Regions from separate parts of the Homo sapiens genome. Here region 2 is linked to region 1. A link is an interaction called in ENCODE POLR2A ChIA-PET data of the cell type or tissue named here. Cell type or tissue: OCI-LY7. All regions are shown on one strand. Links, peaks and the distances in the headings refer to the core of each region. The heading gives the core; the rest is flanking DNA. Region 1 overlaps CACNB4 (calcium voltage-gated channel auxiliary subunit beta 4). Region 2 overlaps CACNB4 (calcium voltage-gated channel auxiliary subunit beta 4).

Evidence for each region. Peaks named below come from ENCODE experiments on the same cell type or tissue, not always from the same donor. Only the 100,000 strongest peaks of a DNase experiment are listed, where the experiment ranks them.
Region 2: POLR2A ChIA-PET joins it to region 1 with 5 read pairs; 4 of 35 experiments call an interaction of 5 or more read pairs at or near these places.

Annotation. Positions count from the first base shown.
Region 1 is chr2:151,839,592-151,842,363 of GRCh38, forward strand. CACNB4 (calcium voltage-gated channel auxiliary subunit beta 4) reads right to left here. Exons shown (of 14, transcript NM_000726.5): 13 at 2,312-2,497. Among named protein-coding and RNA genes, the nearest start is that of ARL5A, 13 kb to the left of the region's middle. In OCI-LY7, for the core only: no CTCF peak of the experiment used is centred there; a DNase peak (open chromatin) is centred at 990; H3K4me3 peaks cover 791 bases; H3K27ac peaks cover 1,281 bases.
Region 2 is chr2:152,049,437-152,052,249 of GRCh38, forward strand. The region is part of intron 2 of CACNB4 (calcium voltage-gated channel auxiliary subunit beta 4); the gene reads right to left. Among named protein-coding and RNA genes, the nearest start is that of CACNB4, 48 kb to the right of the region's middle. RefSeq lists enhancers at 686-1,307, 1,968-2,047, 2,168-2,347. In OCI-LY7, for the core only: no CTCF peak of the experiment used is centred there; no DNase peak of the experiment used is centred there.

The DNA of each region.
Region 1 (2,772 bases), core at 17-2,516:
TTTAATTCCACAGTGCTGAATGACTATGCTTCCTATTACAAATGTAGAATTGAAAGCTAACTGTTAAATGGAACTTAATATATTTAGGAAGTTCTAATAATTCCATTTCTATTGCAAAAATGAAAATTATTTTACTATTGGGAAATAAAGTTCAGAATAGCATTTATTATTTCTCTCTTGAATTGATATAATCTTTCTCCTTCTAAAGTAACACACCTCACCTTGATCTAACTGAATATTCCTTATACCTTTTAAAAACATTTTAATAAAATTATTATTTGTGCTGTTCATAAAATAAAGTGTTTCTGCATCCTACATAAATGTAATAATCTTTCCAAGGGTGTATACAATAATTATGAAGCCAGCTAATTGATACATTTATAAATCTTGCTTCCTCAACTAAAATGTCCTGCAAAATAATCTTCCAATATAAACGAAATTCCTCTAATACCATTAATTGAAATTAGCATCTTAAGATACTTATTTGAAGGCTCAGAAAATGTTATTCAACATTTTTCTCCACTATGAGAAAACATTTATCTACTTGTGTCTACTGGTTTAGGTAGGTCACATCAGTTAAGGCACAGGATCCTGCTGAAACCATGGGCCCAGACACATCTCATCTAAAGTACACTCAGATTCAGGCAGAAGGAAATTCATTTGACAGGTCACAGACTGTGCCTTTAACCTCAGGTGCCTCACAATGAAGTGTCAATTGTTACTGGGAGAAGAAATAGGCCACAGAATAAAGGGCAACACATTAACTCATTAGTGAAACAGGGAGAACCACTCTAGGTGGATGTCTTAGCAGTGATGAGTCAAGATTGTTGTATTCAATATAAAAGTGCAACATTGCATTTCTACGTACATTACAGAAGTGTATTGCTTCATGCATCTATTTCTCATTCTGTAATGTACAATTCAGAGCCAATCCACACTAGTCAATAGTAATGTACACTCAGATCAGCCCATGGGAAGTGAAACAAGGCATGAAATAGTCCTAATGCATGCGTATGTGCTGTACATTACCACAGTACATTTTTCATGTTCATTTCTAGTTTCAAAAGCTATTCATTTGCATGACAGTTTTTCTGCTTACAAAGATGCAATTTTGTAACAGAGTAATACAGCTATAATAGCATTTCAGAGAGTGCCATTTATCTCAGAGTTAACTCTGTATGATCGACAATTAAGACTATCATTATAATCCATTAAAACAAAACTCATCATGATACAAGAGGGCTCAATTGACTACATGTTCCTCAGTTTGCTGCGGGTTTGGCCACATTCCAGCAGCTACTTGATGAATGGTAAATAATAATTGATGTAGAAAGGCAGGCTCATTTTGTACCATAAGGTCTCTGGTTCCCTATCTCTACCTCTGAGTGCAATACCAGAACAGCAGAAGGGAGAACCTCTTGATCCTGTGTTCGTCACCAGCTTCCCTAAAGGACACGTGCCACAGCCACTTACAAAGGTGGGCACCTGCACAGCCCCAAGAAAACTCAGGGATCAGTTACTGTTTCTGAACAGAGCAGCTCTACTTATATCCACATTGTCTTGTGCAAGGTAGAGAGCAGGCCTAGCAACCTGGGTGCGGCAGGATTAATTAAGGGCAGCTGAAAGGCCTATCTGCACCTATATATCTTACTTAGCTATTGTGTAATCCTTAAGAAGTGGCATTAAGAAGTAATGGAGGGGCCAGGAGTGGTGGCTCATGATGGTAATTTCAACATTTTGGGAGGCCAAGGCAGGAAGATTGCTTGAAGCCAGGAGTTTGAGATCATCCTGGGCAACAAAGTGAGACACTGACACTGTCTCTACAATTTTTTTTTTTTAATTATCCATGTGTGTGGTATGTGCCTGTAGTCCCAGCTATTTGGGAGGCTGAGGCAGCAGGACTGCATAAGCCCATGAGTCCAGGAATTTGAGGCTGTAGTGAGCTATGATCATATCACTGCATTCCAGCCTGAACAACAGAGTGAGACTATGTCTCTAAAAAAAAGTAATGGGCAGGTGCATTGAGTAGGCATTACGTTTGCCAGCAGAGTTTAGACATAGGAGGAGTTAATTTACCTAAGTAAAATCCACTGTAAATTCACAGACAGCATAATTCTCAGGAAATTGTCAGTCTCTGGGTAGTTTTCTCTAGGATAGATCATAATTAGATAATATTTAAGATTTTTAAATATAATGTGCACATAGTGTTCCCTCTTCAGATTAAGGATGACTCCAGTCTCCATCCTAATCAAGTTCCCATAGAATTTTACATGTAAGGTTGTAAAAAGCATGAGTGAAAAAGTGACAATACCTGTAACCCAGAAATTGCTGTGGGATATGGTGAGAGTGCCGTGGAGCCCAAATTCCTTCCCAGCAGCGGGGTCATGGGTGTGCTACTGGTTGTGTGGGTGGCACGCCAGTACGCCTCCAGGTACTCCCCTAGATGTTCACATGCATCCTCAAGCTGATTTTCATCCAATATAACATCAAACATTTCCTGTAGATGACAAGAAAATCCACTTTACTTCCATTTTAGGTTTTAGGCAATGAAACCTAAAATTCCACTTAACACAGATAATAGCATTTTTAATAGCTATTAGCTAAAATCAAATTTGAGGTGCTATATGGGCAGTTTCTAAAGTTAGGGTCAAGTGAAGAGTTACACAGTTATCCATGAACGAATGTAGACATTAATATAAAAATGAAAGTGTTCATTCAATATTTGGATCTTTTTTTTTTTTTTTTTTTTTTTTTTTTAAGACGGAGTCTCAT
Region 2 (2,813 bases), core at 247-2,746, 210 kb after region 1:
CACTGCACCCGGCCTGCATTCTCTTTCCCTCTCGTTTCACAACCGTATTTCTCCTTCTCATTCTTTTTTCAGATCCCTTTATTTCTTCTCATTCATTATAATGATTATTTTTCTGTGGCTCTCTTGCTCACTCTCTCTCTTTCCTTCTTTCCTTTTTTTCTTCTCCCTTCCTCATTTTCTCTCTCTCCCTGACCTTCTTCACCATAAGAAGGAAGTAGGTCACCAGCCACAGCCCTAGATTCTGTCTCCCTATAATATCCGAATCTACAGAAAGAAAGAAAGGCTGTGTTCTAAAGCATGAATCTTCCACATGGAGCAGCAAGGGCTTACACAGGTGCCCAGGCGACAAGCTAACTTCCTCTTTTAGGCTATGAATTGATAAACCAATAAAAGAAACCATTTTATTCCTTTTAGAGCGTTCAAGTTAAGACCATGTTGGTTTGACTGGTGACTGTCATTAACCTACAGTGAGGAACTTCTACTGAGGGCCAAATGTGTCGACTTGTCTGCAAGGCAACTGCATCTCAACCAACCAGACCACAGTATGGAGATGGGACACCCAAATGTTTTAATCTGGTCTGCAGAATCCCAGCATGGGTCAGTCTGCTGAGTGGATGTATCTTGGCCAAGCTGGCATTTGGCATGTTGGGTGAAAGCCCCAGGTTTTTTGTGAAATACCATTATCACAGCTGCCCTGGACAGATGACTTTCCAAAGTGACATAGTGTGCTGGGCCCGCTGCCTGTCACGTAAAGACGAGGAAAGAAAGTTTCCGGGTTCTCCCACACACAATTCAGCCCTCACTTTGCCTTCCATCCTTTTGGCACACTGGCTGGTCAGAAATGTGATCATCTGCTATTGATGAAGCGGACACAACCTCTAAAAGAGAGCTCTTTGGAATGCTGGACATAAGAGGAGAGAAAATCACCCACTAGATTTACTCTAAATGAGCCACATCAAATGCAACATGAACAAGAACCTCTAATCAGTTGCAATCAAATGAAAAGAGACTTCCTGGAGAGTAACAGCCAGATGGAAAGTTAAAGTCGTTCAGACCATTAACATTCCACTAATGCTCACTGCTTTTTTAACAAGCAAATGGAGCCAGGTTTGGTAGAGGAAAGGAAAATGCAAGACCAGTGCAGCGGCTCACACCTGCAATCCCAGCTCTTTGGGAAGCTGAGGTAGGAGGATCACTTAACCCCTGAAGCTTGAGGCTGCAGTGAGCCATGATTGTGCCATTGCACTCCGGCCTGTGTGACAGAGCAAGACTCTGTCTCTAAAAAAAATTTTTTTTTAATGCAGGCATATCCACTTGTGGGGTTTTTCTGCTTGTTTGTTTGTTTGTTTTGAGACAGGGTCTCACTTTGTCACCCAGGCTGGAGTGCAGTGGCACAATCTTGGCTCACTGCAGCCTCGATCTCGATCTACCGGGTTCAAGTGATCCTTCTGCCTCAGGTCCCCAGGTAGCTGGGACTACAGGTGCACGTCACCACATCCAGCTAATTTTTTTTATTGACACAAGGTTTCACCATGTTGCCCAGGCTGGTCTTGAACCCCTGAGCTTAAGTGATCTGCGCACCTCGGCCTCCCAAGTGCTGGGATTACAGATGTGAGCCGCTGGGCCCAGCCCACATCCACTTTTTCTAAAACACCACCACCAACCACAGAAAAAAACCCTCAAAAACCACATACAATGACCTAATGGAGAGACAGGTGACTGGTGAAGAAATTTACCCAGGGAGGTCCTTTTCCTTGACCGCCCCCCATCCCTACCCAGCGGCCCAGCTTTCCCTTTGGCTTTTTACTATCAACTTTTTTTTTGAACAGTATTATTGAAATATAATTCACATACCATTCAATTCACCCATTTAAAGTGCATAATCAACAGTTTAGTATATTCAGAGTTGTGCTGCAACTATCACCACAACCAGTTTTAGATTATTTTAATTACCCCAAAGAGAAATACTTGGTATGGACTGAATATGTCCCCACAAAATACATATGTTAAGCCCTAATCTCCAGTGTGATGGCATTTGGAGATGGAGCGCTCAGGAGGTGATCAGATCATGAGGGTGAAGCCCTCCTGATGGGGTTAGCGTCCTTCTAAGAAGAGACAGGAGAGGGCTTGCTTCCTCTCTCTCTGCTCTCAGCCATGTGAGGATGTGAAAGTACAAGAAGAAGACAGTTGTCTGCAAACTGAAAGAGGGCTTTCAACAAGAACCCAAACATGCTGGTACCAGTATCATGGACTTTCAGCCTCCAGAACTTTGAAAAGTAACTTTCTGTTGTTTAAGCCACCCATCTATGGTAATTTGTCATGGCAGCCACAGCAAACTAAACAACTCTGTTCCCTTTACCAGTCACTCCCCAATCCCTCCACTCCCCCGACCTTGGCAATCACTAACCGTTCTGTCTCTCTAAATGTGCCTATACTGGACTTTTCCTATAAATGGTAACATAAAATATGTAGTTTTTGTAGTTTATGTAGCATTAAAGTACATATAATATGTAGTTTTTCATAATATGAAGCCCTCTTGTATCTGGCTTCTTTCAGACATAGTGTTAGCATAATATTTTCAAGGTTCACACATATTGTAGCACATCATCAGTACAGCTGCTCCTCCGCTTATGGCGGGGTTACATCCCATTGAAAATACCATAAATTGAAATTGCATTTAACACATCCAGCCTACTGAACATCATAGCTTAGTCTAGCCTACCTTAAGTGTGCTCAGAATACATATGTTAGCCTACAGGTGGGCAAAATCATTTTAACACGAAGCCTATTTTATAATAAAGTATTGAATGTCT